Regions from separate parts of the Homo sapiens genome. Here region 1 is linked to region 2. Evidence: chromatin loops called from intact Hi-C (ENCODE). Cell type or tissue: heart right ventricle. All regions are shown on one strand. Links, peaks and the distances in the headings refer to the core of each region. The heading gives the core; the rest is flanking DNA.

What was found. Hi-C counts contacts between places; a loop is a spot of excess contacts. Peaks named below come from ENCODE experiments on the same cell type or tissue, not always from the same donor. Only the 100,000 strongest peaks of a DNase experiment are listed, where the experiment ranks them.
Region 1: a loop joins it to region 2, with 3 times the contacts of the local background. A loop is called at or near these places in 76 of 110 quality-filtered maps.

The regions. Positions count from the first base shown.
Region 1 is chr10:116,674,826-116,690,255 of GRCh38, reverse strand. It overlaps HSPA12A (heat shock protein family A (Hsp70) member 12A), which reads left to right. Exons shown (of 12, transcript NM_025015.3): 7 at 6,294-6,465; 8 at 8,379-8,465; 9 at 9,000-9,104; 10 at 10,495-10,753; 11 at 13,754-13,857; 12 at 14,838-15,430. Among named protein-coding and RNA genes, the nearest start is that of HSPA12A-AS1, 12 kb to the right of the region's middle. RefSeq lists enhancers at 6,933-7,432, 7,433-7,934, 13,420-13,930 and a silencer at 13,304-13,598. In heart right ventricle, for the core only: a CTCF peak has its summit at 7,736 (motif pointing left); a DNase peak (open chromatin) is centred at 7,735.
Region 2 is chr10:117,156,602-117,169,911 of GRCh38, reverse strand. MIR3663HG (MIR3663 host gene) reads left to right here and starts at 857. Exons shown (of 3, transcript NR_121651.1): 1 at 857-1,052; 2 at 9,072-9,298. It overlaps MIR3663 (microRNA 3663), which reads left to right and starts at 2,138; the gene lies at 2,138-2,234. RefSeq lists enhancers at 3,765-4,319, 9,796-10,552. In heart right ventricle, for the core only: CTCF peaks have their summits at 1,373 (motif pointing right), 1,583 (motif pointing right) and 3,928; DNase peaks (open chromatin) are centred at 1,591 and 3,638; H3K4me3 peaks cover 768 bases; H3K27me3 peaks cover 4,000 bases.

The DNA.
Region 1 (15,430 bases), core at 5,746-9,745, 490 kb after region 2:
CTTTTGGGTTAGGGAGAGGGGTGTATTGGGAGGCACAGTTGCTCTGCAGACTTTGCTGTAGTCTCTTTAGCCTGTCTTCTGGAGAGTCTTAGGACAAAGTGGAAGTGAAATTTGCAACTCTATGAGCAAAATTAACATCTTTCTACTCTCTCTCCATCCCCCATTATTATACAGAATAAGAAAGATATGTACCTGTGATGATTAATTTTATATGTCAACTTGACTAGGCCACAGGATGCCAGATATTTAGTCAGTCATTATCCTGAGTGTTCCTGTGATAAAGTTCAACATTTAAATCAATAAACTGAGCAAAGCAATGGCCCTCCTTGAGGAAGGTGGGCCTCATCTAATCAGTTGAAGGCCTGAATAGAGCAAAACGCTGACCCTCCCGAGTAAGCGGGAGTTCCTCCTGCATGACTGCCTTTGAGCTGGGTCATTGTTTTTTTTTTTTTTTTTCCCCTGCCTTTGGACTCAAACTTAAACATTGACTGTCCCAGGGTCTCGAGCCTGCCAACCTGTACCGTGGGTTCTCCTGGGTCTCCAGCTTGCTGGCTGCAGATCTTGGAACTTCTCAGCCTCTATAACTGCATAAGCCAAATCCTTATAATTATCTATCTGTCTGTCTGTCTGTCTGTCTGTCTGTGTGTCTGTATGCCCTACTGCTTCTGTTTCTCTGGAGAACCCTGACTAATACAGTGTCTGAGCACAGAACATAGTTCTCAGCCTAGCAGCTTCTGCGAGTGCTCACCAGGCACCCATGTATGTGAAAGGTATTAAATCAGGTGGTCATCTGTCTCCTTCTGCAAGGCGGTGGCTGCCCACTGACCCTTCTACCCAAAGTGCATCCCATCCCATGGGCCCAACTTCAGGCAGGAGAGCTGGAAGGATGAGGTAGAGTGGCTACTCCAGTAGGACAGTTGGAGAACTGGTCACGTCTACTCTGCTTGTGTGGGGAAAATGGAGCCCCTCCTTTCAGGCTTATCAAAGGCCTCCTGAGCACAGGTTTCTGGGCAGTGGTGGGGGCTGAACTTGAACCTCCCACCTGCCAGGTGGAGGAGAAAGCAGCCTGGAAGCAGAGCTGGGAGATGATGTTGTGAGGAGCAGGTCTGGAGTTCTGGAGCCTCTGCTGGGGCAGGCTATGGCTCACTGCCCGTAAAGGCTGCAGAGAGGGTGCACAGATGCAGTTTCATCGGTGAAACTCCAGAAACTCGCCTTGAGTTGAGTGCTTGTTGAAAAGATGGGTTAAACCTTTATCTTTTGTAATTCACAGACTCAAGCCATCTTTAGACCCTTTAAGAGCATTCAGTGAAAAGATGATAACAGAAAGAACAGCTGATCCCTCTTCTGAGGCCTTTAGAAAAGACTTAGAACTGGAGACTGTTCTGAAGCTGTGGGGATTGTGGATAGGAAATAGTCCAGTTTATATCAAAGGGCATTTTGCCTAAAATGTGTAACTCTAGTAGGCTCCGGAAACGTGTTAAATAAATGCTGCTCCCATATGTATGATCCTCTCATCTAACATGGAGACGCAGCTTCTTCTGCCTCCCTTTCTGAACAAGCTGCAGTGAGAAATGATCATCAGGAAAACAAAACAGCATAACACCCCGAACTGGTGCAGCTGTAGCCTTTCTGTAGCCTGACCGCAGACCAGCAGCGCTCTTAACTGATCTGGCTATTTTTTCTCAGCTGTGGACACAGTCCCTTGGCAGATTCTCCTGGCTGACTGCAAGGCAGAGGAGCAGAGTAGTTGGTGTAAACACCACCTCCTCAGCTTCTCAGTCTCCCTGGAGTGTGGTTTTCTCACCTGCTTCTCCTGAGTGAAACTCGTGATCACAGAGGAAGGCTCTAAAAAGCTACTACGATGTCGCTCCTGCTGCCCCGAATTCTTGGAGGAGGCAAATGGGGAAGCATGCTCTTGGTTCAGATACTTCCTGTATGTAGAATCCCCAGGTCATGTCTGTGGAATGCAGGGATGAGGGCCAGGAAACTGCAGGAAAAAAGGCTGGCTGGAGGGCTGGTGGGTCCATTCGTTCAGCAGCTACCTCCTGAACACCTACTGTGTGCTTTGGGGCAAGAAGAACTGAGCGTTGCTGTTAGAAAATCCACCATCCTGCAGGAGAGGCTACACATGTCTGCACCGTTAATAACAGGGGTGTCCAATCTTTTGGCTTCCGTGGGCCACATTGGAAGAAGAAGGATTGTCCTGGGTCACACATTAAATACACTAACACTAATGATAGCTGATGAGCTAAAAAAAAAATCGCAAAAAAAAACTCATCATGTTTTAAGAAAGTTTACAAATTTGTGTTGGGCTGCATCCAAAGTCGTCCTGGGCCACAATGTGGCCTGTGGGCCATGGGTTGGACAAGCTTGGCGTATAGGACTGGAGACGGAATATGTTAAGTGCTTGGCAGGGGCCCCAGTGGAGGGAGGGCTCACGTGGGAGTAGTAACCATGAGGCACCTTCTCTGAAGGCAGAATTAGCAAAGACGGAGAGTGTTCTGTGGTTGCAGTTGACCCTGGCCTGATCCCAGGCAAACAGACCCATAGGTTTGCTGAGGGCTGCCAAGTGGAGGGCTTCTGTTGAGGGTGGCTGCAAGTGTTAATGCAGAAACAAAGCTTGCACTTGAAAGCATTGAGTCCTCCTGCCCAGAGAGAAAGACAGCTGGGTTTTTGAGAGCCTGGGCGATACTTTAGCATTTCCTCCTTTTCTCGGAGTCCACAGCAGTTCTGGGACTCCTGGGGAGGTTGAATTTGTGCAGAGTCCGCTGCCTCTTCTCACCTCTCCTCAGCTCTCTACTGTGGCTTCCATGGGAGTTTGCAGGTAGGACACGGCCCCTCACTGGACAGGAGCTGGTTCAAGCAAAGAAGTGTGGTTACTTTGTCCGAGGCCTCCCAGACACTGCCTGGGCCCATGACCTTGCCTTTTCCTCTGCTCAGGAGTGGGGTCCTCTTCACCTTCGCTTCCCACCTGCATCCTCATCTTGGTACAGTGGGGAACCCCCTATGGAAACAGGCCAAAGCTTTTGCTGTGGAGCTGAGGCCAGCCCAGCTGGAGAGGGACAGATGAAAGGTCTCCCCTGAGTGGCCAGCCCAAGCTGTTTTCCACAGACTTGGGGCAGCCTCAGTGTCTTCAGGATGTGAGAGTGTCCTGGGCGGGGGACAGTTCTGCTGGATTTTCAGTTGCACACCAGGCACACTCGGATGCCCTCGAGTTGTAGAATTTTACCCAGGGCTCTTCACCCCTCTAGACTGCTGGATCTGAATTTCCATATAAAGATTTCCCATCTAAGTCAGAGTTCCTGCTCAGAATTTCAGGGGTAGTGTGGGTAGAGAGATGGGGGCAGAGCTTACAGTGTGGGAAGAGGGATGAGGGGCGGAGCTTATGGTGTGGGAAGAGGGATGAGGGGTGGAGCTTATGGTTTGGGAAGGGGTGGGGGTGGAGCTTATGGTGTGGGAAGAGGGATGAGGGGTGGAACTTATGGTGTGGGAAGAGGGATGAGGAGTGGGACTTACAGTGTGGGAAGAGGGGACAAGGGGCGGAGCTTATGCCACCCTTTCTCCCTTCCCATCCCTGTCCCTGCTGCCGTGGCCCAGGCCCACCTTGCTTTTTCTGGCCCTGTGGGGGCCTCACTGCCACAAGTCCCACCTGGCAGGCTGACATCCCAGTGGGACATGGTAACCGTAATGTAGCGTCTGGGTCTTTGCCTTTCTTCCTTCACACCAACTCCTTGGGCTCCACTCATGGGTCTACTGCCATCCCCAGTTTATTTTCAAGTTTGAACTTTGGAGGAGAATTGTATACATACAGGCCTGGCAGTTTCTTTGCAGCAAGTTGTCCCTTCTTCCTCACCCCGTTTTGTGGAAGCTTCCCCCTTGGACCTTCTATGCTCCTGGGAGGTCCTTGACTCCACAACCTCAAGGATGGAAGAATCAGCACAGGAGCTGTCCCTCGGAAGGGGCCCCTCTTGGTCTTATTTGGGATTTCTTCCTCCCGACCCCTTGGGATCCAGGCTCAGAGGTTTCACCTTTCCCGAGGGCACCATACGTGTGAGAGCCACATCCTCTTTCACTTTAACCTCCAGCCATGTTTGTGCTAAGGATGTCTAATGTGACCCTGTGAGAGTGAAGCTGGGGAGGGGGGACTTTTACTTGCTTGAATAGGGGGCAGTGGGAAATCCTGTCATGCACCTGAGTCAGGGCCCTGTTGACCGATGTCACCTAAGGGCAGACCCAGCTTCTCTGACCCATGGGCTGAGCTGACAGGCATTGATGCTGCCCGGGTGGTTGGCCGTAGCTGAGGGTACTAGGTGATGGGAAGAGGGTTCGCCACGGACAGTGCAGGACACGAGAGTGGTGGTTCTTATCTGGTTTTATAAAGTCAGCCTTCCAGATGTGGTTCTGCCATTTTGAGGCATTTGGTATTTACAGAGTGAAGATGTTCAGTCACCTGCCTGCTGGTAGTATCAGTTTTAGCACTGAAAGTCTCACATCCCAGGAAATCTCTCTATCCTGAGCAAACTGGGACAGTGGGCCACCCTCCCTCTCTTTCTACATAAAGTGAAGGAGTTGATAAATAGCTCTGAAGGTCCTTTGCATTCTTTTTTTTTTTTTTTTCTTGAGATGGAGTTTCACTCTTGTCACCCAGGCTGGGGTACAATGGCACCATCTCGGCTCACTGCAACCTCCACCTCCCAAGTTCAAGCATTTCTCCTGCCTCAGCCTCCCGAGTAGCTGGGATTACAGGCACTGCCCCCACCATGCCCAGCTATTTTTTTTTTTTAGTAGAGACGGGGTTTCACCATCTTGGCCAGGCTGGTCTCGAACTCCAGACCTCAGGTGATCTGCCCGCCTCAGCCTCCCAAAGTGCTGGGATTATAGGTGTGAGCCACCACGCCTGGCCACTTTGCATTCTTAATACCTGAAAATCCCCTTCCCTCCTTGCCCAGTAATTGGACCTCCCAAGCCCCTCTGCCCATGATGAGGCCGACTTCGCCTGATGAGAAGTTATTTGTGAGTGTGTGACATTAGGAGACCTTCTGAACCTGGTCTGCAAGAAGAATGCACTAAACCCCAGGGGTCTGATACAGAACTTGAGGCCTTCCTCCCAGTAGGCATGGTATGAAGGCAGCATCCCAAGGTTCCTAAGAAATGGCAAAAAGTCAGCACCACGGCAGTGGCAGGGATGAAGTGTTCTTCCGTGGTCCATCGGGCTGGCAACTGAGGACACCCGTGTACCTGAATGGTTTCCAGAAGCAAGTGGGGCCTCCCGCTGCAGCTCAAGGCCATGAGAGGTGCCAGGGACCTGGTTAGAGGCCCAGCCATGCTGTTTCTCTGAGCATCCTCAGAAGGGTTGTCCCAGGGCCTCTTGAGCTGGCCCTTCTGAAGGCCCACAGGAGTGGTGACTGGGACTGGTCAGATGTCACAGAGCAGAAGCACTTCTGCCTACTACAGGCCAAGGCCCCAAATGTTTGCAGATGGAAGCCACAGATGAGAACTTGGGGATCAGATTGTTAAAGGAATATTTATTACTATATGTGATATATGTCTATAATAAAACTATTAAAGGGTGGAGGCTTTGAATAAGATATCTTCTTGCTGACTCAACCGCACTCTAGAAAATGAGGGACTATATGGGATTCCAGGAGGGGCTTCCTCCTGGAGCCACTGCTTATCTGTCACCCCCAGTAGGCAAATCTCAGGAACCCTCCTAGCGCTCTGGAGATAACAGGTCGGTTACCCAGATAGCAAAGTCAAATGCTTGTGTTGCTGAGGCCCAGCCATGGTCTGTTTCCAAGGCCACCAAAGATAGGGGTTTGCTCCGATTTGGTCAGACCGTGTGGTATATTACAACTGAGAACAGATCACCTGCCTTCCACCCTGTGATGGTTTGGAAAGTTTCAGGGTCTCTGCAACTCCATGCCTTCACCACTGGAGCATGGAAGCCCGTGTGCCTCCTGCAGTCCGGAATCCCCCCGCTCCTCCCCATGGTGCTGCTCAGCTCTGAGCCAAGGAGGCCCCAAGTGCAAGAGGCCCCACAGCCAGAGCACCTGGTGTTTTCCCCAGGGTGCCTATACATTTTCTTTGGCCACCCTGGGGTGTTTGGGTATCTGGCTTGGGGCCCAGTACCGAGGCACCCTGACATTATGCTCTGCAGAGGACTGTGTAGAGAATGTCCCACAGATGCAGAGCACGAGTGCGCCCTCCTTAGGGATGTCAGTCCAGGCACGGGTGTCCTAGGAGCAGGCCGGCCCAGGGGGCCCTGGGTCCCAGCCTCTGTTTCTGTCTTCCAGGCAGGCCTGGCCTCCCCCGAGAACTCGGAGCAGCTCATCATTGCCTTGGAGCCTGAGGCAGCCTCTATCTACTGCCGAAAGCTGCGGCTACACCAGATGATTGAGCTGAGCAGCAAGGCAGCCGTCAATGGGTACAGCGGCAGTGACACAGTAGGAGCTGGGTTTACACAGGGTACCTCTGCTCTCTCTCTCCCCCTCCTGCTCTCCTTCCTTCCCAAGCCCTGGATGTCTCTCTCCCTCTGATGATTTTAAAGGCACTTAGTGCCATAATGAAGAATCAGGATACTCCGGGAGGAGGTGGGCTTTAAGCACCTCTCTGCTCAGCCCCCCTACCTGGCCCCTCCAAGGACCCCCATAAATGGAGGCATGGTTACCCTGGTTCATCACCCACCAAGTGTCTGGGGGCGGGGAGCTTCTCTCTAAGAATCTGAGGGTAGCCTGAGAGCGGTTATTGGCCTCACATTGTACTAGGCTCTTAATCTTTCTTGTGTATTAACAGATTCTTAATCTAATTCCATTGCCTGTTATTAATTCTCCATTAAGACTGTTGATTTATTGCTGAGTCACTCATTGGGTCTGCTTCATGTGCGATGAGTTTAAAATGCAGATGAAACCGGCTGACTTTTCCTGACCTAGGTGACGCTCGCTTAGCTGTGGGAAGGAGCACCGCCTTAGGGAGACTGAGGATGGCGATTTTAAAAAGCTTTTCCTCTTTAATAATTACCTGAATGCAAGTAGGTCATAGCCTTGGTCACAGAACTTGGTTCCCTGGTATCCAGGGCTCTGTGGGTGTGTCGAGGGCTATAGGGTTTGCAGACACGCCCTGTCAGGGTCAAGGCACCAATATGAGCGCTAAGTGAGAGCACTATGGGGGTGGCGCCGGGCACTGTTGTTAAATCTCAAAGGCACGAGGGCCTAAGGTCTAAGGGTTAATTTCAGGCTGCAAGAAAAGAATTGTGGGGCCGGGCGTGGTGGCTTACACCTGTAATCCCAGCACTTTGGGAGGCCGAGGCAGGCGGATCACGAGGTCAGGAAATCCAGACCACGGTGAAACCCCGTCTCTACTAAAAATACAAAAAAAAAAAAAAAAAAAAATTAGCCGGGCGAGGTGGCGGGTGCCTGTAGTCCCAGCTACTTGGGAGGCTGAGGCAGGAGAATGGCGTGAACCCGGGAGGCGGAGCTTGCAGTGAGCCGAGATCGCACCACTGCACTCCAGCCTGGGAGACAGAGCGAGACTCCGTCTCAAAGAAAAAAAAATTGTGGGAACTGCAAGCCCCTTAACCTTTCCTGACCTGATTTCCTTCTCCGAACATAGGGACAATGATTTGTGCCCTCTCATAGCCACATAGGCGTCTCCGCCACTCAGCACCTCAAGCCACAGCAGGAGCGGAGGTTGTCCCTGTGTTCATGGAAAAGGCAGCACAGGGGTTTGCCAGGCCCAGACGCGCCACCTTGTGGCCGCAATGCATATTGGCTTCAGCTGGGTCAGGAAATGGCCCCCCCCCCCAGTCTATTTACCCAGGGTGCATGTTAGGAAAACACACCCCAAATTCCTTGTATCAGACAAAATTCCTTGATTTGGAATTGTTTAACTGAGCGCACTGCAGGCTGTTTGGCAGATAGCTTCCTCCCTGGGGCAGCAAAGCCGGGAAACTAGGCGATTTCATTAACCCATTCTCCAAAAAATGTGACCAGGGTAGGTCTCATTTGAGAGTCTCGCTCTGTCACCCAAGTTGGAGTGCAGTGGCGCACATTTGACCACATTCTCTTCTTTCAGTTTTTTTCACGTGGAAAATGGGGATAATAATTCCACCTAATTCCAAGGGTTGTTGTGAGAATCTCATCAGGGTGGGCTTTTCAGCTGGGCACAGGCTAAGCCGAGGAATAGAGGAAGGCCGGTGGAAATCACTTTCTCTGGGAAGAGCTGGCTTTGTGATTCCCGACATCGTATTGACTTATTTTGGTCAAATGTCACTAATGTTCCATCCCTAAATCTCCTCATGCTATTGCCTTCACTGACTGCAAATGATCTCTGCTTTTTCATGCTTTCTTACCCGTCATCATTTTCTTTCTGTCGGCCACTAGCTAAGGAACACATACGGCGTAATCGGCAGAGTCGGACCTTTTTGGTGGAGAATGTCATAGGAGAAATCTGGTCCGAGCTGGAGGAAGGTAGCGTCCTTCAATGTCCTTTGCTCTTGCTGGATTTTCCTGTGCTGCTCGTGAAAAGCCATTCCCATTTGTCCCTTTTGCACTTTTGGAAAATGTTCAAACTCAGTGGGTTCTAAAGACCACTCATGCAGGGAGAGCTCTTTTGGGAGCTGTAATTTTGCATGTTGTAAAACCAGGTAGGGATTGGAATTGATCAGTTCCAGAGTAAGTCTTTGGTGAAACGCAGATGATTTTAGGGCACTCACTATTCACGTGGCAGGAAACTGCCCACTAAGTACGTGCCAGGTATGCAGCAATGTGTGAATCTTAGATTCACTCACCTGGGTTCTCCATCGTCCATGTCTAACCATCCTCCTGGGCAGATTGCATTCTCTTTGGTCATGGTTAACTCCTAGAGCTGCTAATTAGCAAAACCATTGTGCTAATGAGAAGTTTTGAGGGCACTTAGCTGGGTCTACCTAGTTACCACCCACAAGCTTGTTTCAGATGGGGTTGGCAAACAGTCTGTGTAAAAGATGGCTGTTTTTGTGCCAGGTGATAAGTATGTGGTTGTGGACAGTGGCGGTGGCACCGTAGACCTGACAGTCCATCAGATCCGGTTACCGGAGGGACACCTTAAGGAACTGTATAAAGCAACAGGTGAGGCCCTGCAGGGCTAATTTTCTTATTCCTGAGCCAATTCCAGGCAGTTCTGTTTTCACTTGTTTCAGATAACTCTCAGTTTTATTCTCTTGAATGCCACTAACATGTGGGATCGTAGGCGGTGGAGGATACTAATGTCTGCTTGAAATTGGAAAGCAAAATGCAATTAAACATTCTTTAAAACACAAACCACCACAACTTGGGTTTTGGCCTAAAGCGAGCCTGTTTCAGATCCTGGCCAAGGGCGCTGGTTTCTGAAAATTCCGAAAGGATGAGATTGCAACTTGATGTTGCCCATGACCGTGCTAAGGTGAACTTTCTAGGGAGGCCTCACCTTGTCTTGGATCAAGATTGCCAAACCATTGGCCAAGTGCGGTGGCTCACGCCTGTAATCCCAGCACTTTGGGAGGCCAAGCAGGCAGATCACTTGAGGTCAGGAGTTGGAGACCAGCATGGCCAACATGATGAAACCCTGTCTCTACTAAAAATACAAAAATTAGCTGGGCGTGGTGGTGCACACCTGTAGCCCCAGCTACTCAGGTGGCTGAGGCAGGAGAATTGCTTGAACCCAGGAGGCAGAGGTTGCAGTGAGCAGACATTGCGCCACTGCACTCCAACTTGGGTGACAGAGCGAGACTCTCAAAAAAAGATTGCTAAACCAAAGAACATGCTGTTTCCCTTTTGGGAGGTTGGAGGGGAAAGGATAATAAGTAATTAGAGGATCACACAGGGACTAGACCAGGCCTGCTGATTTTCCAGCCCCCGCCCTTGGATGTCTTGGATTGGAATACCATAATGGTCCTAGTTAGATAAAATTATTGATTTTTTAAAAAATGTAATTGATTTAAAATAGATTGTTGGCTGGGAGTGGTGGCTCATGCCTGTAATCCCAGAACTTTGAGAGGCCAAGGCAGGTGGATCACCTGAGGTCAGGAGTTTGAGACCAGCCTGGCCAACATGGCAAAATCCCATCTCTACTAAAAATACAAAAATTAGCCGGGCATGGTGGTGCGTGCCTGTATCTCAGCTACTCGGGAGGCTGAAGCAGGAGAATCACTTCAACCCAGGAGGCGGAGATTGCAGTGAGCCAAGATTGTGCCACTGCACTCCAGCCTGGGCAACAAGGGTGAAAACTTTGTCTCAAAAAAAAGAAAACACAAAAATAAAATAATAAAGTAAAGATTGTTGACAAGAGATTTCTGTAGGGAAAAGCTTCTCCACATGGAATGAGAAGCAGCGCAGGGTTCTGAAGTGTAAGTAAACACTTATAGCTGCCGTCCCATTGCTAAGTGGCTCAGAGATGAACAGGTGGGCCTGTTTCTCAGAGTCTGGATTGGGTTTCTAATGGTTTTTAACACCATGGCCTCCCTTTTTGTTCTCAATTCAGGCGGACCCTATGGATCTTTAGGAGTAGATTATGAGTTCGAAAAACTTCTGTATAAAATATTTGGAGAGGATTTTATTGAACAATTCAAAATCAAACGCCCTGCAGCCTGGGTTGACTTAATGATTGCGTTTGAGTCTCGCAAAAGGGCGGCTGCCCCAGACAGAACTAACCCGCTGAACATCACCCTGCCCTTCTCCTTCATTGACTACTACAAGAAGTTCCGCGGGCACAGTGTGGAGCACGCCTTGCGGAAAAGCAAGTGAGTTGGGCTCATCACCTCGGGCTCTGGACATTCTAGCGGGTGGATCGTGCTGATGGGAGAGAGGAGCGAAGTGTGGACTTCGGGTTCCAATCCTACACACTTGCTGTATGACCTTGGGCAAGGGACTCAACTTCTCTTCCCTCAGTTTTTTTCACATGGAAAATGGGGATAATAATTCTATGTAACTCCAAGGGTTGTTGTGAGAATGCAATGAATTCATACATGTTGGGTGCTTAGAACAATGCCTGGGACCTGGCAAGTATTATCTATGTGTTTGCTAAAAACAGAGGAACTATGAAAGCAGCGAAGTTTAGTTTTGGCCCCTGCCATATCCCCAGTGTCTAGAAGAGAACCTGGTATGCAGTAGGTGCTCAATAAATATTTGTGGAATTAATCCAATGGGAATGTAGGTTTCTTGCCACTCTGAGTCCCTTGACTGATTTTGTGTCTCAGCTTGTTGCAAAATGAATATATTTAGAAGACGGTTTAAAGCCGAATTTAAAAAAAAAGATAAAAATAATAGATTTCTAATATTCTTAAACATTTTAAATTTATATATATAATATCCATCATGAAATGATGACTACAGACAGATTTACCTATCTATCATATTTCATAATTACCTTTTTCTAATAATCCTTTTGTAAGGGAACATGTCAAACATTTATCCTGTAAAATACCCCATTGTCCAGCTTCAACAACTGTCAGGTCCTGGCTAGTCTAAATCCAATTATTTTAAAGCAAATCTTAGAAATTAGCATCTCATCTATTTCAGTATGTACCTCTAAAGGAGACAAGTTTTAAATCACAACCACAATACCACGATAACACTTAACAATTAATAATTCCTCAATATTATCAAGTATCTAATTAACATTAACATTTTTCCATTTGTCTTTTTTTTTTTTTTTTTCACTTTGTACCAACATCCAAATGAGGGCTCTACATAGCAGCTATCTGATACGCCCCTCGAGTCCCACTAATGTACAGGTTCCCCTCCTGGTTTTTCCTTCACAATTTATTAGATGGCAAAACTAGTAGTTTGTCCTTAGATTGGAGTTTCCTATCATCTGGGCTTTGCTCATCTCACGTCCGTGGTGTTACACAGCAGGTTCTATCCCATAGCCTTTTTTTTTTTTTTTTTTTTTTTTGCAAGTTGGCAGATGGACTTAGAGGTTTAATCAGATTCAAGTTTGAATCTTTGGCATATCTGCCTTACGGGTGGTGGTTCCTCCTACTGCATCCCATCAGGGGACACGAAATGTCTGCCTGTCTCTCCTTTTGTGATATTAGCAGCCATTGATGATTATTGCCTGGTCCACTAATGCATTAGGGGTGGCTCCATGGCCACCATCTTGGTCCATCACTCCTTCCTCATTTATTTAGCTAGAATACTCCTAGAGAGAGAAACTTGGCTCCTCAGTGGTTTGGTTGCCCTGAACTACAGCTCACTTAGGGAAGACAGGATAAATAGGTTGGGTTTCAACCTCCATTTATGAGTTAAAAAAAAAAAAAGAATCAATTTCCTAGTATCCGCCAAAGTAGCTAATGAATTTTTCCTTTTGTGAGGGCATGAGGGGGAGTATCATTAGGAATTTGAGGATTTAAGCATATTTGATGTATTTTAAACAATGGCAATTCTATCCTTATTGACACCCACACTGTCCCATCTCGGCCAGTAGGAGCCTTCTCACGTTGGCTCTGAATCCCTTTGACATGACATTTGTGGTGGTTGACAGTGTCTTTGCCTCCTTGTATGTGAAGACACTCTTGGCTCATCTTGTACATTCCCTACCCCAGGCCTGGAATTGGCCATTTCCCTAAGAAGCCCTGGTTCCTTTTAGTGGAAGTGAAAGCAGATTTCATGTCAGGTCTTCTTGCCCTTGGAGCAGGGCCAGTCTGGACCCTCTTACTGGGCTGATGTTCTCTGCCCCGTTAGTCCCCCACAGAGGGCACCTGTCCTCTGTTTGGAATCCCAAGACCTACCTGCACAGTTCTGGGGCCTGTCAACCCTCCCACTAAGAAACAGGCTGCAGCCAGCCATGGGGTCATTCCATACCACACCACATTGTCCTTTGGCCTACGCCATGGAAAGGATTCCTTACCAACATGTTCTAGATTCCCGTCCAGCATCTAGAACATGTTCCTGGGAAGCTGCTGGTGTGCACTTTGCATCAGGGACAGAGGCGCCATTTGCTTGGCCTCTGAGAACAGGAGGGGCACGCCCTGTGGGTTTGGGGAATACACAGTCCCTGGCATTTGCTTAGTGCCAGAAAGTTTCCAGAGCGCTTTCACAGACATGGTATTTAACTTCGTCTTTACAACAACCCCCGTGAAGGAGGTAAGGCAAGCGCAGTTATCCCTGACTTCCAGACGTGGAGACTGGGCTTGAAGAAAATGGAGTCTAATCTGCCCAAAGTCCCAGAGCTCCGCAGTGGTGGTGGCCAGGCTAGAGCCCCACAATCCTGGATTCCCGTCCAGGACTCTCTGCTCCACACTGCTGCTTCTGGACAGAGACCGTGAGGGCCACCTAGTAGAATTAGGCTTACTCTGTCACCTGACAGGTGCCTGGAAGGCTGAGGACATGCACCTGAGCGCACACATGTGTAGCCGTAAGTAGCAGTACAATAAACTCGCCAGGGAGCTTTTAACGTGCTTGAATCCAAATATTGTTGGGTTCAAAGTGTGGTCCTGCGAAAGAGACAGTGAGCCCTTTATCTCCTTGTCTTTGCACTAGACTTTGGCCTCCACTATCCCAGGGGAAGGTCGGTCACAGCCAAACTTAAGATACAGAGAAGAGATTATGTCTTAGCTTTTGAGCTTCTAAGGGTCCAGGTCCTGGCAGTTTAGGGTTTCCAAAGGTGCTTTTGGCTTTCAACCCCCTTTCTGCCTGCTAAGAAGTGACAGATGTTCTGCCAGGGCAGGTGTCTATGCAGATAAGCCTGGGTATCGTGTAGACCCTCACTGCCTGCTCTTCTCCATGCTATGCTCCTGCAGTGTGGATTTTGTGAAGTGGTCCTCGCAGGGGATGCTGCGGATGAGTCCAGATGCCATGAACGCCCTTTTTAAGCCGACCATCGATAGCATCATTGAGCATCTCCGTAAGTATCAGCCAGGCTCGGCCACTCGGCGAGGCAGAGCTGAGAAAGGGGATGGGCTTTCCCAGCATCACCAGCTGGTGCCTGTGGAGTCAGGTTGGCCTGGATCTGGGAGCCACAGGCAAGGGCCCTGCAGGACTGGGCAGGGCTTGGGCATGTATGGGAGAGGTTACTGGGCATAGGCTCTGGATCCCTCTCCTCGTACTGCAAAGCTGCTGAGAGCTTGTCTCACCCAAGCTTTCCGTTTGGCCTCAAAAGTCAGAGAGCTGGTAATGACAAAGAGGAAGAATTAAATAAACAAACAAAACTTTAAAACAACAAAAAAGATCAGAGAGCTGGAAGCTCTGAGGCAATGTTACCTGAGAGTGGCAGGCCCTAGGAAATGCATATTCTTTGCTTTACTGGGACATGTTAGACATCCTCACCCTGCTAGGGGAGAAGGAACTGTTGTGTGAATCAAAGGAAGTTCTGCAAGCAAATGGAATCTGGCTATGTCATTTTCCTGCTACATTGGTGGCAGTACCCAGGGACACATAGCAAACTCACCAGGACCTCTTTCAGTATCCTGTCCCCCGCCTACCAAATCAGACTCTCTAGGAGTGGAATGGGATTTTTATGAAAATCAGAGAATTCTATTTATAACAACCTGCCTTGACTTACCCAACAGAACCACAGGTTTGGAGAGCTTTAGGAGTATTCATTTATGCAAACCAAATTCTACTTAAAATTATCACCATGTATCTGTTAAAATGCATTTCTACTTAGCAGCAGCTCTGGCTTTTATTCCGGAACATATTGGTGTGCAAACTCCCTTTCTTTAAAAGACCAGTTCTGCAAAGATTCTGTTCAAGGAGCTCAGAGTAAGCCTGCCCTCCCAGTGGCCCAAGTGGCTTTATCCGTTCCCCACAGATGCAGGCAGCCCAGTTCCCCCTTCCTTGCTGGCTTTTGGTGACAGGACATTCTCCCTGCCTCTTCCCTTCCAGGGGACCTGTTTCAGAAGCCCGAGGTGTCCACCGTCAAGTTCCTCTTTCTGGTGGGCGGCTTTGCCGAGGCGCCCCTGCTGCAGCAGGCGGTGCAGGCTGCTTTTGGGGACCAGTGCCGGATCATCATCCCCCAGGACGTGGGCCTCACCATCCTCAAGGGTGCCGTCCTCTTTGGCCTGGACCCCGCGGTCATCAAGGTGCGCCGGTCGCCGCTCACCTACGGGGTAGGCGTGCTGAACCGCTACGTGGAGGGCAAGCACCCGCCTGAGAAGCTGCTGGTGAAGGATGGCACTCGGTGGTGCACCGACGTCTTTGACAAGTTCATCTCTGCCGACCAGTCTGTGGCTCTGGGTGAGCTGGTCAAGCGTAGCTACACCCCGGCCAAGCCCTCCCAGCTGGTCATTGTCATCAACATCTACAGCTCTGAGCACGACAACGTCAGCTTCATCACTGATCCCGGGGTGAAGAAGTGTGGCACGCTCCGCCTGGATCTCACAGGGACCAGTGGCACTGCGGTGCCCGCCCGGAGGGAGATCCAGACCCTTATGCAGTTCGGGGACACCGAGATCAAAGCCACAGCCATTGATATAGCC
Region 2 (13,310 bases), core at 6-4,005:
CAAGATCCAAACCCAGGTCATTCTGGCCCTAGAGCTGAAACTCAGTGAAAACCAAGCTCTAGCCAGGAATTGTGGTTAAAATAAAGCTTCAGCCAGCTGGATACTCCAGGGTGTTTAGGAATGTGAAGTTTGTGGGTATATCTTGGTATTGTGGTTGTGTTGATGCTATTGTAGTTTTGGTAATGTGGTCATCTCTTGACAGTACATGCTGAAATGCTTGCAGATTAAGTGTGGCAAGGTCCAGGTTTTACTTCCAAATAATCTGTGTGAATAGGGGAAGCAGTGTGTGTGTAGGTTTTGACAGCTGGGGAGGCAGAGTCCGTGGGAAGGAGGGGAGGAAATAGATTGACCATAAAATAGATTTGCCTTCGTTATTTGGAGGTTGGGGACAGGTGCATGGGAGTTCACTATAATATTCTCTTTTCTTTCCTATATGTTGGAAATTTTCCATAAAATGTTTTTTTCCAAAACAAGTTAAGTTCTGGGTTATGTTTTGATGGCCTACTCCTTCATCTCCAAATCCCATAGACTTTCACAATTATATTTGCCCCCGTAATTGGAAGTTGTATGGGGCTGTTTCAAAAATCTGAGTCATCAAAGATGTAATTGACTTCCTACCGCCGGATTAGCAGGCAAAAATGTACCCGATACTTTCTCTACCGGCGCTGTGTTGGGCTCTGGGCTGAAACCCAGTCTCTCACAGGCCCTCGGAACAGCCCCACCAGTTAAGATCCATCCCTGACTTCCAACTCTGTAACTAGGGACAAGTTAATTGACTCCTCTTAGCCCTTAGTGTCCTCATCAATTATTACGTGGTAATAACCCCTCAGAGAGTCGCCGGGAGAATTAGCTCGGCGCGGTGCATGGGGCTAGAACTCAGGGCCCAGCAGGTCTGACAATGCAGGTTTCCCCGCTCGCCTGTTGGGTTTTTGAAACGCCCTCAGCGGGGTTTTCCTCCTAATTCTGGTTTGGAGGAGCCATCTCTCTCCATCCCGTCTGCCAGCGGGGTTTGCTTCACACACAGACGTGGGCAGATGGCATCGGGGACACAGGTGTGACTGCCGAGAAGGTTGCGGCGCATTGGCGGTTCGGTTCACGGGACGCGGGCGTGGGGTGTGTGGGGTGGGATGGTGTCGGGGGCGGGGGGGGGTGGACAAGAGGGTGTTTGGTGGTGGTTGGGAGTCCCGGCGATCTTTTTAAAATTCAGATGCCAACAGTTCTCCACCCCTGAACTTGAATGGGCTTTGGGTTTTTGTTTATTTGGGGCTTTTCTCCTCTTCCAAAGCACAGCGCTTGCCCCCAGCGGCCTGGCGTCGGGCTGGAGCCCGGCAGAGGGAGGGAGGAGACCGGCATCCGCGCTCGCTGATCAGAGAGAGCCGGGCCTGCTGCTGGGGAACGTGGAGGGGCTCCGGACAGCCACGCGCCCTGGCCGGTCACGGAAAGCTCTGAGGGACATTCGGTCGGCCGTCGGGGAAGAGGCTGGCCGCCGCAGCGCGAACTGGGGGTGCGGGTGGAGCGGCTAGAGGCGCCGGGGTGAGTGGGGATGGAGCCCCGAGGGCGTGGTGCGCGCTCGGCTTCCTGCCGCCAGGGGGCGCCCACAGGCAGAGCCGGGCGGGGCGGCAGCTACAGAGAGAGGGGTGCGTGGAGAGCGACCAGGCCAGGCCTGCAGAGCGCAGCCCCGGCGCCATGTCTCCAGGCTCGTTCCGACTAGTGTTGGGTCACCCTCGGCTCAGCCCCGGGGGAGGACGAAAGGGTTGCGTGCAAGGCCTAGCACCCAGTGGCCATTCATTAAATACGTGCTGGCTGACGAGCTCAGGAACGGCTCTAGGGAGCAGCTGGCTCGGAAACCTCAAGTCCAAGCCCACTCATTCCCGTCTCCCTCCCCGACGGCCTTTTAGTTACCGTGCCCTGGGCCGCGACGGCTTCCTTTTAGATTGGGGCAGCAAGGGAGCCCCTGCGCAGCGAGGACGCCGACGGGGCGGCGGGGAGGGGTTGTCCGGCGGTATCCCCGCTCCGTGCTCCTCGCCTTCCACTGCCTCCCCGGGACACAGCAGTCATGGCTTCGACTGTGACTTCTTAACTGGCTCCTCCCTGATCGCTGAGCTAAGCCACAGGAGAAGGGGAGGAGGGCTTCCTTCCCGGGACCTTGGTCCAGGCGCTGGTCTGCGTGGTGCTCGGGTGGATAAGTCTGATCTGAGCACCACACAGGCCGGGCGCCGGGACCAAGGGGGCTCGACAAGAGGATCTCAGAACAAGCTGAGTCTCTGGAACTAGCTGGGGTGCGTGGAAGTACGCGCCACGGCCCGCGATTCCTGGGAGCGTGTCTCAACTTCTGCCAGTGCCAACGCAGGAGAGAGAATTGCGGCTCAGAGAGGGTAGCGTGAATGGAAACCGAAGGGCGAGAGCTTGGCTCTCTAATGCCACCCAACTTAGTGGTTCAGAGCTTGGCCTCCAAGGAAGATTCAGTTCAAGTCCCCGCTCTCCAACTTACCAGCTGTGTGATCTTGGGGGAAGTTAACCTCTCTGAGTCTGTTTCCTGCTCTGTAAAATGGAAATTTAAAAACTTAAACATCTACTTCGGTCGAGGCTGTTGTGAAGAAGTGGGATTGTGGGTGCATAGCTCTTAGCACAGTGCCTGGCACAGGTTAAGGCTGGATACGTGGCAGCTGTGAGGCCCAGTGTTCTCGTAGCTGGCCTGGCCAGATGCAATCATAAGCGAAGATGACTCACTTCCCACAGCAGAGGTGTGCGAAGCCCTGCGCACCTGCTGTAGTCTGCACCCGGGCAGAAGAGAACCCAGGAGCGTCGGGACCTCCAACACTCAGCCCTCAGGGCTGAGGACACTGCGCTGTTTCTGCCCCTTCTAAAACCGGAGGCCGCGATGCCCCTGTGCAGTACCGGCTGGCGCCCACCCTACAAGCTGATTCCTGGGGGCCTTTCCTGCAGCGGACGCCGGCAACCATCACGACCGACCTTGACTGAACACATGTGGGCATCCTAAGGACATTACCTCAATCCTCACACCATTCCTGAAAAAAAAAAAAACAAAGAAACTGGTGCTCAGAGAGGCGAAGTAACTCACTCAAGGTCACACAGCTAGAGGGTGGCCAAGCTGGGACTCCAACCCACTCTGGCTCCGGAGCTGGCGCCGCTTCCTTCCTACCTCTCTATCAAGCTCAGTCTCAAAGCCTGGGACAAACCATCCGGTTGGGGTGGGAAAGGCCACGCACGTCCTGGGGTCGAGGACCCTGTGCCCACGACAGCAGTCTTCTCGGCACCCGTAGAAGCCAGTGCCAGACAAGTTGGGTTGGAAGGGGCAGGCTGGGCTGGCGGAAGGGGGCTCTGGGCCCCGCCCTGCCTGCGCCCCCCGCGGATCACGCCTCCGTGCTCAAGCTCCTGCCAAGTTTGCCCCCATCTCTCAGGTGCCCTTGGACTGAGTGACTAAGCACCTCGGCACCTCTCCAGCCTGGGGTGCGAGGAGGGGCTGGCCCTGATACCCACTTCCTTTCTTCTCTGGAAAGCCAAGGTGCCAACGAAAGATGCCCTGGAAGCTGGTGTTCCTTAAAGAATGAACAGTCCCAGCTCCAAACGTGTCTCTCTGAACGCAAGCCTCTTCCTTCCGTTCGCCTGGGCCTGTAGTCGAAGTCTCCTTGGGTCCCCAGCCCCCTCCCGGGTAGACGTCAGCCTGGAGGTGGATGCCGGAGTCGAGAAGGGTTGCGGACCATGCTGGGGACCTGGCTCAGGCAGTCAGGGGTCCGGGTCCTCTTTGGGGAAGTGAGCGCTTGAGGAGGAGGGAGAAAGGCTTTTGAGTACGGCTTGGGGGGACTTCTTGAGGTCCCTCGGGATAGCTTCTCTGTTAGGCGTGTAGCCAGGAAAGGAGAAAAAATCTGTCCCGCGCAGCCCAGGGAGGAGCCTTGCAGCTGCGGAGGGGGGCACTTTCGGCGCTGGATACCAGGGGGCAGTGCTGCGCAGCGAATCTGCCGGGCTCCAGCCGGCAGCCCGGGGCAGCAAGTTTGCTGAATTCCCTCTGTCTCTCGAATCCGCTACGAAGTTCCTCCCAGGGCGCTCCTGACGCCAACAGCCCCCTCGCCCCGTAACATGCGAAAGAGGGCACGGTCCTCTCTGTCCGCGCGTTGCCGTCGGTGCGGGCGTCCTGGCTGTCTTTCCTTGGTAAAGGCAGCTACCACCGGGTTGGTTTTTGACCACTGACTTGGCCCTAGGGAAACGTAAGGTGGGGTGGCGGGGTGCCCCGTCGGGTTTTTGCAGGCCGTGTGAGCAACCTCAGAGTAGAGGTTTGAGGGGACTTTCTCAGCCTGGGCTGGAGCCCCCAAAAATGCAGGCGCCGCCTTTGAGAGGAAAAAAAAAAGCGCTGGAGGTTGGCCGCCTGCATTTGATCGCCTTCCGAGTTTACGTAGAAATCCATCCGAAGAAAGGTCCGATAGAAGGCGGAGAAGGCGGAGGCCCACCCCTGTCCAAGTACGAGCCATCCCCAAAGTACAGGGATGAGAAGGGGGGCTGAACCTTCTCTCCAGGACCCAGCGCCAGGCCCACTACACCCCCAGAATCGGTGTTGTTTGGGAAATGCCTTTCTATCCTAAAGGAGGCTGTGTCCAGGCTTAAAATATGCAGAAGCAGTGAGCAGACGGGACCCGGTGACGTGCGCGGGGCTTTTCCCACCCAAGGGGCTAGGAACTCCACTCCCTGTCCCGTCCCGGGGAAAGAGACCGAGCACTCGGCTCCGGGGCCAAATGTGAGTCCAGGAGCTTGGTGAAATAGAAACCGGACATATTCTCTTTGGACTCGGCCTCCTTTTGCTGGGATTTTTGTTTTTGGTTTCTCTCTCTCTCTCTCATAGCGCTTTGCAATACATAAAATAAAAACGCATGTCTGTGTGTGAATGCTTTGCCCGTTCTTTGAAGAATTCACACTTTAAAATTGCTTTCTGTGAGCGCAGAGGAAGAACATATAAACCACCGTTATGTAATTTGAAACCATCAATAGCCCCCTTTTAAGGTTGTCTTTATTGTGGGAAGTCAAGGTAATGATTTTGTCGCTGTCTAATTTCATCCCAATGTATGGCGTTGCTTTTATAGCCTTTCAAAGGTAAGTGAAAGGCATCAATCTAGGGCCCTTTTTCTGGCCGATTAACAGTTTAAACTGGTTTTCTAACCCTGTCACAACTATTGGGCTGATAAACAGGATTTCTGCGGAGGCATTAGCAAGTCTGTAAATAAATCATTAAAAAAAAAAAACACACACACACACACACACCACCTCAGGCAATTCTAAGTTCCTCTGACAAAAATAAACCATAAGTCCACAGGGGTGTATGTGTGTATGCATGTGTGTGTTTCTCACCTCCAAGAAGAGGTAGTTACAAGTGACCTCTCAAGAGTTATTTGTGTCCTGGTTATTATTATTACTACTATTGTCATAATCTTAGGAGAAAGTGAACAAGCTGACGACACAGGGATGGAAATCAATGAGCTTGTGGGTTCTGCATTGACTCTACCTTATTGTAGGAAATGTCCCCCTTTAATCATGGGTAAGCCTGGCGCTGCTGCCAACCTTCTTTGACATAGAACGGTCCAAATAGAAATATCCCGTTTTATTGCAACGGGTCCTTGGAAGAAGATACTTTATGTGGACGGTACTGGGACAACTGCTGAAGAAACGACAGACATGAAGGCATACTTGACACCAACATAGAGATACCCATCCGTCACCTTTGATCTCCCCTCCCCCATGCCACTGAGAAATAATTTTTTAAAAAATAGAAGCAAAATGGCAAACTAGACAATTTGAGACTTAAATAAAAATAGCTTTAGGCCCAGACCCACTGGAAGCTTTTTCTTTTTGACGCTGCCGTGTTTCTCTGATGCAACAGAAACCTCTGACCCCCCGCCCGGGGTCTCGCACCAAGGCCAGACAGCCCCGCTCCCGGGGTCACCCGAGGGTTACCTTTGGGTGCAGGCGCGGCCTTTCTCCGAAGGGAGGGGCAGCTCCCCTGCCCCTGCAAAATGAAGGAGAAATGATAAGCAGCGGTGAAACCGTCTAGAGGCCCAGCCTGGCACCCGCCCCGCCAGGTGCTGGGGGAGGCGACAGCCTGCAGCGCCAAGGGGATGCTCCTCGGGCGCAGCGGGCGGGACAGCTTGGGCTGTCCCTTTTGTTTTCAACGCTCCTCTTGCGGCGAGTTCCGGGAGTTTAGGGCCCCGGCCCAGAAAGGAAAAAGCGAGAAGGCGCGTCTGGGCTCTGTAGGAGTGCAGCCGCTGCCGAGTCCAAGCGGCCCCAGGCCAGGCCAGACGTTGAGGTGAGGTTGCCCAGCAGGCGGGGACCCCAGCTCGGAGAGGGTTCTCCGCGTCCCCAGCCGTCGGCGCAGGAAGTTGAGGCGGCCAACATGCCTTCGTCCCCACTCGACTCCCGGGCCCACGTGCTGGTCCACGCCGGGGACCTGAGAGCATCGCGACTAGGGGGCTGCGGGACGCCTCCCGAGCGTCGAGGAAAGACAGGACCGGGGGGAGCAGGCGGGGCCCACGCGGTTGCATTTCTCGCCCCGCCGCCGCCTTCAAGAAGCAGAACCCGGAGCCCCACCTGCACCCTCACTCCGGCCCCCGAGCCCGGCCTGGCCGGCAGTGCTCGGGGAGGCCCTGGGTGGCGCTGTCTCCTCCCCTCCTGCAAACGCCACCGCCAGAAAATCGCTCCCACCCCACCCGGCCAGGCGAGCCACCGACCCGGGGCTGCGTCCGCCTCGGTTCAGCCTCGGTTCAGCCTCTCCGGGTGCGGATCCCGGACCCGGCCAGCAGACGGAGGCTGGCGGAGCGCAGAGTCCCGGCGACTCCCACCTCCCGGAGGGGGCACGGGGACTTGCGTGGGGCGGGCGGGGGCCGGGATTCCGGGCGGGGCGAAGGGACCCAGCTCGGCTGCGGGGCGCGCGGTCGCTCTCCCTCAGGACTGCGGCTCGGATCCCTCCCTACCTCTCCCGGTCCCTCGCAGGACTCTACATCGCCTTCGGCGTTTCCTCTCCCTCCCGCAGTTTCCACCCTTCGGCTTGTCTTACTCTCGGCTCCTTCGCCCACCCTTTCCTCCCCATCCTGTCCCCCGCCCCCACTCTTCTGCAGTTTGTAACTGAGAGCGCCCCAAACAACCCCATCAAGCCAATAAACCCAAAATGTGAGCACTGCCCAAACCCGTGTGCTTATCCTGCCGCTTCTAGAAGGCAAATTGATACGGGGTGGATTTGGAACGGCTTTCTCAGAGAGGCCCGAAAGCTTTCAAAAATTCTAAGTCAGGAGACAGCTGGCTGTTTTCTTAGCACCTCTGCAGCGCTGAGGATGTCTTCATCCTCCTCAGACACCCCCAGCCCGGGGATGTTAGCCCATTGCCCAGATGGAAGACAGAGCAGGGAGGTAACCCCAGCGGTTACAAACTTGATTCTTCTCATGTGGTGGACTCCAGTCTTTTGAATACGATCTCTACCTCTTGTTTTCCCTTCTTATTTAATTTCTTGATGTTTTCTTGGATGGTTTAAGCGACAGGAGGAAGAGAGGGCAAAGGCAGCCCCCGTACCTTTCAATAGAGTGAAATGGCCTGAAATTACAGCTACATAACTATCAAAAATGAAACTGTGTTTGTGAAAATCTGTAACCCTAGCTATGTAATTGGAGACATTCATGAAAGAAGGATATTGCACAGGTGAAAGTGATTTTTCAATTGCTTTCATATTTTTAATATTTTTCCAAATTGTTGAGAGGACTTTTCCTGAATACAAGGATGAATGTTTCGGCTTGGAAAGTTCAGTGTAGCCCTAGTCATTGGAAGGCTACAGTTATCATAAATTGCTTTTAAAGTGTTTATTAAAGTGATTGAAATTTGTTTCTTTAAAAAAAAATAGTCTCTGAACTTGCAAACTTCCTACCTTACCAAATAGACTTTCCTGAGACTTGAAAATGGTTCCCATGAACTTTCTCATGGCAAAATTACACAGTAAACATGTTCCTGGAACTCTTTTTTAAAAGGAGTTGGAGCCCAATCTTCACAACCATTCATTTTCCTGCCAGATTCTTTGCATTGGGCATTTCCTTGTGTGCCTGGGACCTTACTGTTGTTGAAGCAGAAGTTCTCATATAGGAAATTTTGCATTACTGAAGAACTCTGCTTTAGGGCAAAGGCTGAAATGATACAGGTTTAGGCATCCCATGCCTACTGAGTGAGAGGTCATCGCATTAAATATTTTGAGCATGCTGACAAGGTAAGGAAGATGCAGAAACTCCTGACCAGATTCATGAAGGCTGAAGACAGAATTCTAAGCAGTCCCTTGTTTTGCATGAAGCACTGTGATATTGAGGAAGAGGAGGCGTTAAGATCGGAATTGCCCAAAGTGTCTACACACCTTCATATTTGTTACTAATTATCACCCCTTTTCCACTTCTCGTTGTGTTTGGCCAGCCCTGAATACCTGGAGACTGATCCGAGAACTGTTTGCTTTCGTTTCTTCCCACATATTTTTATTAACAACTTGAACTGATCCTGCCTAATCCAAATTCTTATACTTTGATCTTGTTCCTTAGCATCCACATTAAAGAGTTTTTCTGTTTCCACCAAATTTTTACCTCCCCCCCTTAACTTTTTCCCTATGCTAGTTCTCTCTGCTTATTATTCTCCCATTTATTCTCTCGACTTGAGGTTTCTGTGATGGTTACTTACATTAGTGACCACATTGCCAAAGCACCTTCAAAAGTAACTGATGCCCTTTATTACGTACTGGAGTTGCGTTTAACCAGGGAATCCTCATCAAGCCACAAAGGTGAGGGAGAAAACTGAGATAATTACATACAGGTAACAGGGCAAAAACACTGTTTTGTCTCATCATTGAGTTTTTTCCAAATGAATGTTTTTAAATTAGAAATATCAGATTAATGACTGTAATAAAAATATAAATTGCCTCTTTCCAATGTGTATTCAGGCCAGGATCCTCTTCTGCCAGTGACACCATGAAACAGAAAAGTTGTGTGTCTGGCCCCCAAATGCTTAGTTCCTGTTACTAACAATCGATATGGCGTTCTTCTTTGTAGGGAAACCTGACCTTAGAGGAAATGGAAAAGTTGGAGAGACACTGAGCACTGATACGAAATAATTCTCTTGCTGAAATACACGAAAGGAGTCCCAGCAGCCATATTAGTATTTCCACGTCCTGTGTCAGCCCCAAGTAGAGAGAACTTGGAATGGGAGGGGAAATGGCAGCCATCAGGAAATGAAATGCTGGCCCAGAGAATTCTAAGCAAGTCAATCACCAGTCCAAGTAAGGAGGTGTTTTTTGTTTTTGTTTTTGTTTTTGTTTTTGTTTTTAAATATCCACTTGCCATTTGTTTTACCCAATTCAAAATTTTTTCCCAAGAAAAAAAAATACACTTGTAAAATGCCTCATTAACAGCAAAGATGAATTGGACCTCAACTTTTGAATGCCATGCTGCTTTAAAGGAAACTGTAGAAGTTCGTGGAATGAAAGAATACTGCCAGCATGCATTCGGACTATTTTCCATCTGTGTGGTAGAGTCTGAGCTGTGTGTTCTACAGAAGCTCCAGTTGGCAGAAGGACGACTTTGGCCCTGAATTTTCATTTATTTTTGTTTCAAAAATGAAAGGATAGTTGCTATTTTTCCAAAATTTAGAATTTTAAATCACTACCCACTTTTGATCTCTGATTTAAATCTTGTTTTGAGAGACACATTAGACAGTCTCTACATATTATATTATCTTGCAAGGGAAAAAAGGAGAAAGATCGGAAAGTGCTGACTTTCTGTGTCAAATGAATGGATTATTGGCTTCATTCTTCTTTATTTTATAAAGGTTTTCTTTTCAAGAAATGCAGAACTTTACCAATACAATATATATCAGTCTAATCGGCAGTCATAAAATGGGTGGCATGAGGGTGGAATATGGCAGCAGGGAGATCTCAGCTGGCAGCAAAGCATGAAGTGGTGATTGTGTTTTTATGGAAAGCCTGTTTTGTCCAGTGGCTGATGAAATTCAAAATGGTCCCCTAAGCCTATCTCTGAAGCCAGCAGTTCAGAAGCAGTAGAGCTAGCGGCTCTCTTAACATCTGTACCCTGCCCCCTATTTACCCAGCGACACCCCAGCCCAGAGCACCTCCAAATGTAAGACTTAATATAACCAAATGGAAGCTGCTAGGAGGTACTCAGTTCCAGGATCAACAGTTTTTGCTTTAAAAAGAAGGTAGCAGTTCAGCCCCTTGTTTGTTTTTGCCTACGCATTTCCCTACCAGCGGGAGACCATTACCCGGGACAATGTTTTATTCCATTGTCATTATCTCCTACGGAACTAAAACAATGCTCTGTTTGGCCTCCCAGGCAAGGGGGATTTGTTCCGCTCTTCTTTAAGCAGAGTTTCCAACTGAGTTTCTGACCCAGTCACTTGATATCCAGCAGGGATACCTGGTGACAATTTTTTAAAAATCTGCTATCTTGTGTTTTGTAATTTCATTCTCTGAGAAGTAGCCTAGAAACTCGATTCTCAATCAAGAGGAATCACACCATGGCTAAGGGAAGAGGGTTTGCTCAAGCTGCATGAGCTCTATAATTTAAATCAGCCAGATAGGATTTATTTATAGTTGTTTTATCTTTTTTTGTTTTGTTATTGAATAGCAAACCCCAAAAGGTTTCATAACATTGTGTTGTTGATTCTCAAACCCCAAAAGGTTGGGAACCACTAGAGCTGAGATGTTTTCCATTAGACCAGGGTGTTTTTTTCTATTTCTTTTTAAATACATAAGTAAATTATAAATGTAGATAGAGATGAGATTGAGATAGAGATAAATGATGCCAAGATTTCTAACATTTATGACAGATGTTGATGAACAATAACTCGTTGGAGCTATTTTGTCATACTTGAGATTTTCCAGAAAATAGAACAAGCCCACAGAATGGGTTTAATCTGCCAAAGCATCTCCCTCTTTACAAGCATCTACACAGGCCTCCAGCCCTAAGTACTTTCACCTGGACAATGTTATGAAGCTTAATCCAGTACTAGTAGCAGAAAGACTTGTTTACTTTGGAGCTAAGGAGTGAGTAGGACACTTAAGACTTTGTTTTGTCCTTGGACTCAAGGCAAACTAATGGTTAGCATCACTCCAGTTGTTGCTATCATTTTATTACTCATATGTAGCTATGAGTAACTTGAGAAACTGAAATGTAACTGCTGCATATAATAAAAAATCAATGGCCAAGACTGGCTACCTGAGGAGACTGAGTCCCATGCTAATGAGGCTAAGATTTTATACTGATTTTGTTTTGCTCTGAGATGGTAATCTAATAACCCCCGTCTCCAGCAGCTCGGTGGCTGAATTGGTGGAAACCTATCCTCAGATGGCTAGTGGAGAAACAGTTCAGAGCCCAGATCATGCTGGAGAGCAGGAGAGCCTTGGTGAAAGATGAAATGGCAAAATGCTTAAGAGTTGGGGATCAGGAGGCAGACACACCCACATTTGAAGCCTGGCTCCCCCATTTGCTCTCTAGGTGATAGAGCAAGTTACTAACCACTCTGAGCTTCTGTTATTTCTAAGAGTAGAAGAAATAAAAGGAATAGTGCCCCATTATTTGTAAGAAAGTGTGAATGACAAGGTGCATGTAAAGCATTCCACAGTCAATATTAGCGATTGTCACTATTATTTGTGTATACAATAAACAGCACTGCCCATGGAAGGCTCTAACTCTAGAGTCCTTCCCAACCCTGTCTCTATCACTTGAAAGAATATCCACTCTGTGAGTGTTGTGCTTACACATTTTGTTCCTAGAGCCCAGCCGACTTACTGTCATGCTCGAGGGAAGCTTCATTTAGTTGATCTGTTTGGGTTATACATTTATGGATTTATTCCACAAATCACAGTGGTCTTCACAGTCATGATGATTCTTCTTTATGAAAAATAGTTGAGAAAGCTAGAATATATTTTTAAGCCCTACTTGGGAACCTACAAGCAGAAATTAACTGGCATATTACTGTGTTCCATTTAAGTCTAAGAGGTTGAAATCATTAAGGCCAACACGTTTTATTTTTCCTTAAGGATATCAGACATGTGACAAAAAAAGCTTTCATAAGGAATGCCTGAAATAGGGGAGAAGTTCTTACAATGGCTTGTAAGAAGTTCTCATTTCCCTACTGATGGATTGGGAGGCTCAGAGAAGTCTATGGAACAAAAGAGATCCACTCCAGCTTTGAGTGAGACAAAATTTTTAAGGTCATGGCTGTTTTTTTTTTTTTTTTTTTTTTTTTGAGAGAGAGAGTTTCACTCTTGTTGCCCAGGCTAGAGTGCAATGGTGTGATCTCGGCTCACCACAACCTCTGCCTCCCGGGTTCAAGCAATTCTCCTGCCTCAGCCTCCCAAGTAGCTAAGATTACAGGCATGTGCCACCACACCCGGCTAATTTTGCATTTTTACTACAGACGGGATTTCTCCATGTTGGTCAGGCTGGTCTCAAACTCCTGACCTCAGGTGACCCGCCCGCCTCGGCCTCCCAAAGTGCTGGGATTACAGGCATGAGCCACCGCGCCCAGCCGTAGATCATGGCTGTCTTTAATACCATTTCCTTAAAGTTCCCTAGTCCTAAATGTGTGAATTCTGAAATATTCTTAAAGGGTCATGCTTTTGATGGCATTACATTGGTTTTTTGTGATATGATCCCATTACACATCATGATGTCATGGTGTATGATGTGTTTGCAGAAAGTCCAGGATTATGGCAACAAGTGAACCGGATAACCCTTCTGCTTTCTTACAGCTCTTCCGAAAACTTCCTTGTTTTGCCTTTTCAAACATCAGGGGCGTGACTTATAACAGCCAAATTTTGCCAGCATGCTGTGTCATGGGTTCCAGTCCGTGGAGCTCCGTCATACTCTGTTGGGCATCCTGTGTCTTATTCCTCTCTTTAGGTCCAGTTTCTACATACCTTATCTGTGTTATCTCAGGCTTCAGAAGCTTCTCCGTAACGTGGGCTACTTTCCCCTCATCACTGGGTATTTATTTATTTATTTTTACTGAAGCCTGAGCCCTGTAACGTTACCACACTGGCCACAGCTTCAGGAGAGAGATCACTGCTCTCAAGAACTTACAGTCTAGTGATGGATACAAAGGTACATGAAAAAATAACTAGCAATGGAAAACAAAGCATGAAATGCGATGAAACGTGGTCAGGATGCTAAGTGCTATGACATATCACACTCGGAACCTCACTTTGCTCATATGAAAAGCTGGAGAGAATCTTCCCAAGCTTAGCACATCCTCATAGGATTTTGGTGAAA